2 separate regions of the Mus musculus genome follow, and region 1 is linked to region 2. A link is a contact called in ENCODE Hi-C or POLR2A ChIA-PET data. All regions are on one chromosome and are shown on one strand. Each heading gives the region's core, a stretch centred on a gene start or an enhancer-like site at or near the end of the contact. The rest is flanking DNA. Distances are from core to core; before and after follow the strand shown.

Region 1 (2,700 bases), core at 68-2,567, 79 kb after region 2:
CTCCCTCCTTCCCTCCCTCCCCCCATGTACCCCTTCATTAGTTCTTGTAGTTAGGATCCCTATGTTATTTTCAAGACCTGGCAAGTGACTAAGTGACTGGCTCTGCGACATGAGATCCAAGCCACAATGAGAGTGTCTGGAGGCTTGATTTTTCCTTTGGAATTGAAGTGGGAATCAAGGCTTTTCAGATTCCAGCCCAGGTCTCTGTCGGGTCCCAGAAGTTTTACAAGGAATGATTCTTTCCCTGAGATGGTCAGCAGTTCCCTTTTGAGGTCAGCACTGTGAGAGTTCTGGTGAGCAGCGAACTGGGACTCTTCCTTGAGGGTGTGGGTGAGTGGGCAGGGGCCTCTCACCTCTGCTTTCCTTCCAAACCCACCCTTCATTTTCACTTAAGAGGCGAGTCACAGTAGAGGCAGGTTTGGAGACTCAGGAGACCTCTGTGTAAGACTTGGAACTAGCCAGGGTTCTGGTGGTGGCACATGCCTTTAATCTTAACACTCAGGAGGCAGAGGCAGGCAGATGTCTGAGTTTGAAGCCAGCCTGGTCTACAGAGTTCCAGGACAGCCAGGGCTACAAGAGAAACTCCATCTTCTGACCCCTGACCCCACCGCACCCCACCCCCCCAAGAAATGAGAGAAAAGAAAAAAGACTTGAATATTAGGTGATTTGTTTTTCTTCCTGAATTTGTAATGGTTCCTCTATGTAATGCCAGGCTAAAAACACAAACTGGGTTTTGGTCTTCAAAAGGAAGGGACGTGACCTCTCAGCCACGCCACTGTACCTTAAAAGCTTTCCTCGCTGGTCTTCAGGAGGCCGCAGGTCTTCCGCGGAGGTAGGATTCAGTGTCATGTGGGGTTTGGTTGAACTATCCTACCCTCACCACACCCACTCGCTAGCGGGTTCCTCATTCTCTTTGTTTCAGATCAAGAAAGGGCTGCTTGGACTTTGACTCTCCTCAAGATGTTAATTACATGTTCCAAAATCATGTGTTCTGTTAAAAATCACTTACGCACAGCCTTGGAAAGAACTCTAAGCAGGGAGTTGCTTCAGGGTGCAGAATATTGTTCTGGATGCCTTGGGAAATAAGTCTGGAGAGTTGGTTCATTTACCACCAAGACATCTTTAGTCAGTGTATATAAACAAGAGAAGTCCCAGCGGGCCTGGACATTATTTGTCCCAGATGGAGTTTAAACTTGGCTCACTGTGCTGCACTGATGTCATGGTACATCAGCTGGCCCCAAATTAGATGTGCAGAGAATCAGCTATGTGCTTGTGTGCACTGAGGGCTCGTGGGGAGGAGGGGCAGGGAGGCTGGAAAATCTTTGTCACAGTTTTCCTTTGCACTCCGCAGAGCCTGGTGTCTGTCCTGAATTTGATCTTAGTGCAGAGAGAGGGAGGAATCAGGCGGATTGGTGATGTGCATGTTGGCCTTCGCATGCCAGAAGGTCCTTGTGCTTCTGAGACTAGGAGTGTACCGTGTCTGGACTTCCATCCGTTCCTTAGGGAGGGGGCCCCTGCACTCTAACACAAAAAGGAAAACTAACTGGACAGCATTGTATCTAAGCCCCACCTCCACGGTGACAGGCTTGAACCTGTTGGATGAATTTTTACTGCTATAGCATATCTTCATCCCCAACACTTTAGCTCTGTTTTTTGTTTTTTGTTTTTCCACAGACAGGGTCTTATGTAGCCAAGCCTATCCTTGGACTCACTTTGTAGCCAAGGCTGGCTTAGACCTCCTGATCCTGCCTCCACCTTCCATATGCTAGACTTGGCAGCACACCCAACCTTAAACTTTGTAATCCTAGGTATCCATTTGTATAAACGTTTTTCTCTGGGGTATCCATATGTGTAACTGTTTAGGTCTTTCTTCCACGTATGGTGGGTAACCTATCAAAGAGTTAAGAATGCTTGAAGCATCCTGAGGGATCTGAGTTGACATCTTCAGTGCGCTTTGAGAGGACAGCTACAGTGCCAGGTGCTTCTGCTGTACAGTCTTCCAAAAACCTTAATTATACGTTATGTTATCTCAAACATATTCAAGAGAAATGGCCTTTAGTATCCCACAGAAACTGGACTATGAATATTCAGAGCACAATTATGCAGAACAACCAAGAGTTTTAGAAGCAAATCAAATGTAAATTAACTGATGAAAAGATGAGCCAAATGTAGTATATTTAAAAATGGAATATTACGTAGGAGAGAAAAAGAAATGAATGAGATGACATGGACAGCCTGGACAACTCATTGCTAAGTGAAAGGATTCCTTTGCATTGTGGTATTTTTGTCTTTGTATAATAAGATCCACCGTGAGACCGACCAGAAGTACATGTAAGGGCTGGAGGAACTGAGGAAGATGGGGTGTTGGAAATCTCCTACCATGTTTTGCGTCATGGGTACCAACTATGTGAGTGTACCAAAAATACTTCACGTGCATAAACTGTATGGTATGTTGCTTAATCTCAATTAAGATACTAATACAAAATATCTGAAAGTAAGAACTGAAACACAAAGCAGCCAGATAGGACCCCTCTCCTGGATTCACAAGTCAGCAACCCTTTATTGATGGCTCGCATTATGACAATCTTAGTTAGAAGTGTCTCTAGGCAGGTTGAATTGTTCCAAAGCCATAAGGCGCTTAGATTTCAGAACCTTTGCAAGTGGATGCCAGGCTCACCATCTTGCCAGGATCCAGGGAGG
Region 2 (2,700 bases), core at 59-2,558:
TAAAAACTAGAAGGAACTGTCTTTAGTCTTTCGAGTAAAGATGTCTAGCCGGAACTGAAAGGGACAATAGACATTTAAATTTTGGTATCATAAAATTTGCTTATGCAAAATGCTGTGGGAAGTTAAAAGAATAAAAAAAAAATCACTGAAAGATTCTTCTGGGAATTACAATTGGAAAAGGAAATATGTGTTATAAGTGAAAAATAACAAGTCAGCTTTAGTAATTACTGAGCAAATACTGCATTTGCAGTGATGATTCCAGAATCTCATTCAGAGTCTCCCAGTTCTCTTCAGCTCAGACAAGAGAAGCCCCGCTGTGTGTAGCCTGGCTTGGCTTATGGTAAAGGGAGGCCTCGCCGAGCTACCGCGAGCTTGCTCTTGTAGTTGCGCGTGTACTGGGAGGCTTACGGCAGTGGGCGGGGCCCGAATCCCCATGTGGTCCCGACATCATTGACATGGCGGAATCCCCCATCAAACCCTCCTGGTAGTTATTTGAGCAGCGGCGGCGGCCGGAGGAGGCGGCGGAGAGCAGCGGCGGGAGCGGCGCAGGGGACGGCGGGGATCCCGCGGGCGGCTGGCTGGGACGGCGTGGGCGACCCGGATTGCGGGCACCCGGAGCCCCGTTTCAGCCTGAGGGGAGGTAAGGCGTGCGGGAGCGGCGGCGGGCTGCCGGGGGACGTGCCACCCACAGTCGCTCTCGGGTCCCTGCGCTTCGGAGCCCGGCCGGACTCCGAGTCTGCACGAGTGCGCTCCCGGCCCCGGAGCACTCGGGGATGCCCGAGGAAAACTTGGCTGCCGAGTCCCGGTCGCGCCCCGACCGCTCGGCTGCCCGAAGCTCCCGGCCGGGTAGGGGGCGACCCCTCCAGCCCCCGCTCGCTCGGGAAGAAAGCGGAGGATGCGGGGCTCGCAGTTCCCCTCCTCCCCGGGCCGTCGCTCCGAGGAATCCGCTCCCCCGCCCAGATCCCCGCGGCAGGACCGCTGCCTGGGAGGGGGAGGGCGCGCGGCCAGGCCGAGGAATCTTCGACGTGTCACTTTGGGAGGCTGTAGATTTCCATATGGTGGAGGGAGGAGGGCGTGCGTGCGCGCAGAGCTGGGATTCGGGGCTGCCTTGGCCCCCTTGGGGGTGCCGGGCTGTGACCCGGGACCCGGGATGCTCGCGGGGAGGGTCCCTGGGCGACCGGTCGCCCCCGCCCCCGCCGGGGCCTCTTGGGGACACTCCCCGCCCGCCTCTGGCCACCTCTGCGCGCCACGTCCTCCCTCCCCGTCCTGCCCCCTGGGCTCCCCCCGGGCTGGGGGCGGGAACCGGCGGCCGCGGCTGGACTCGGCGAGCCAGGCGGCTGCAGGCTCGGGCGGGGGAGCGGGGCGCGGCGGGAAGCAGAGGACGACCCGGTGCGTGTGGGCCAGCGGAGCGCGGGTCAGTCGGTCAGGCTCGAGGGGCGCCCCTGCCGGGGGTGGGGCGGCCGGGAGACCCAGCGGGTGGAATCCGCGCCCCGAGGCGGCGGGCGGGCTGGGCGGGCCGCGGGGACCGTCTGGTTCGGATGGCAGGCAGGAACGAGCTGCCGTGGGAAGGGCCTGTCAGTCCTCGCGGAAAGCGGGGCCCGGGGCCCGGGGCCGTGACCGCCTAGCGTCCCCAGCGCCCGGCCTGGGGAGCCTGGGGGACTCTGCGAGCGTCCCGGGAGACCTGGCTGGGCCGCCGGGCGGCGCCGCTGGCCGGGCGCCTTCCCGGAGAGAACGGCTGGGGTTGGAGATTTTTCGAATCTCGGCTCCCACCCGGCGATCCCAGACGAAGGAAGCACTGGCATTTTATCCAGACAGTGCGGATTGCAGACTTCCTTAAAAGTTACAACTTTTTATTTTCTTTTCTCTCAGGCCCAGCGTTTTCTTTAAACAAAATGTAGAATTTGGCCGCGATGAGGCTGACGCTGGGGCCAAAAATGCACACGTTTATCTCCATCCCGGCTAGTCCCCCTCCCCCTCTTCCCTCCCAGGCTTAATCATATTTTGGAACTGGCGAGGGCTTTTGTTGGGTGGGCACCCTTGATTGCTTGTCTGTTTATTTTTTAATGTGCAACTAATTTGATTTGAATTTCCTCCAGTTTCCAGGCCTTACTAGGAGAAGCTAGGGGAGAGGGAATGTGCCATTTTTTTTTCTTTTTTTTATAAATGTGGCAAGAGGTGGGGCATTGGGAAAGGGGAGGCACCCTGGTTGTGGCAGAGAGTTAGTAGGAGCAGACAGACCCGGAAGAAAAGGAATCCATTCTGGAATAACATTCTTTTTTAAAACAACAACAAAACAGTACAAAAGAAAGTCAGGTTTTGAGCAAAATTTCACTGCTCTGTTCAGATTTGAGTGCGTGGCGCTCCCGCATCTCCAAGTATCGGCTGGGACCCTGGGAACTTGAGTTATGCCACACAGCGCATGCATGCATAGCAACTCTGACCTGGTTTTGTGACTGGTGTGGGGGCTGTTGGTTCGCTCCTCGTTGGAGGCTGACTGTGGATGCAGTAAAGACTGGGTTCAGTAAATTTCCTGGCTCCCTGGGAGCAGCTGTTGAAGAGGGTAAAGTCCCTGGACATGCTTCTGGCCAGGAGGGCCAACCGGAGTTCATGCTTACCGAGACGCGAGATACGCGGCAGCCTGGCTAAAAGTGAGGCCTCGTTGATTATTGTTTTAAAAAGTTGCTCTCTTAGTATTGTCCT

Evidence for each region. Hi-C counts contacts between places; a loop is a spot of excess contacts on that map. ChIA-PET counts read pairs that join two places held with the same protein, here RNA polymerase II (POLR2A).
Region 1: a map of heart shows a loop between it and region 2 (2.5-fold over the local background). The contact joins the enhancer-like site here to the promoter of Fndc3b in region 2. A Hi-C loop is called at or near these places in 1 of 37 maps with a recorded cell type or tissue (heart). POLR2A ChIA-PET finds 5 or more read pairs at or near these places in 1 of 5 experiments (Patski).

Annotation. Positions count from the first base shown.
Region 1 is chr3:27,629,913-27,632,612 of GRCm38, reverse strand. The region is part of intron 2 of Fndc3b (fibronectin type III domain containing 3B); the gene reads left to right. Among named protein-coding and RNA genes, the nearest start is that of Mir3092, 46 kb to the right of the region's middle. Within about 2 kb of position 1,317, at least 1 of the 3 ENCODE cell types and tissues checked has a DNase peak (open chromatin) inside an H3K27ac peak, as active enhancers do; it is heart, where a contact is called at or near this core.
Region 2 is chr3:27,709,060-27,711,759 of GRCm38, reverse strand. It overlaps Fndc3b (fibronectin type III domain containing 3B), which reads left to right and starts at 1,308. Exons shown (of 26, transcript NM_173182.3): 1 at 1,308-1,414.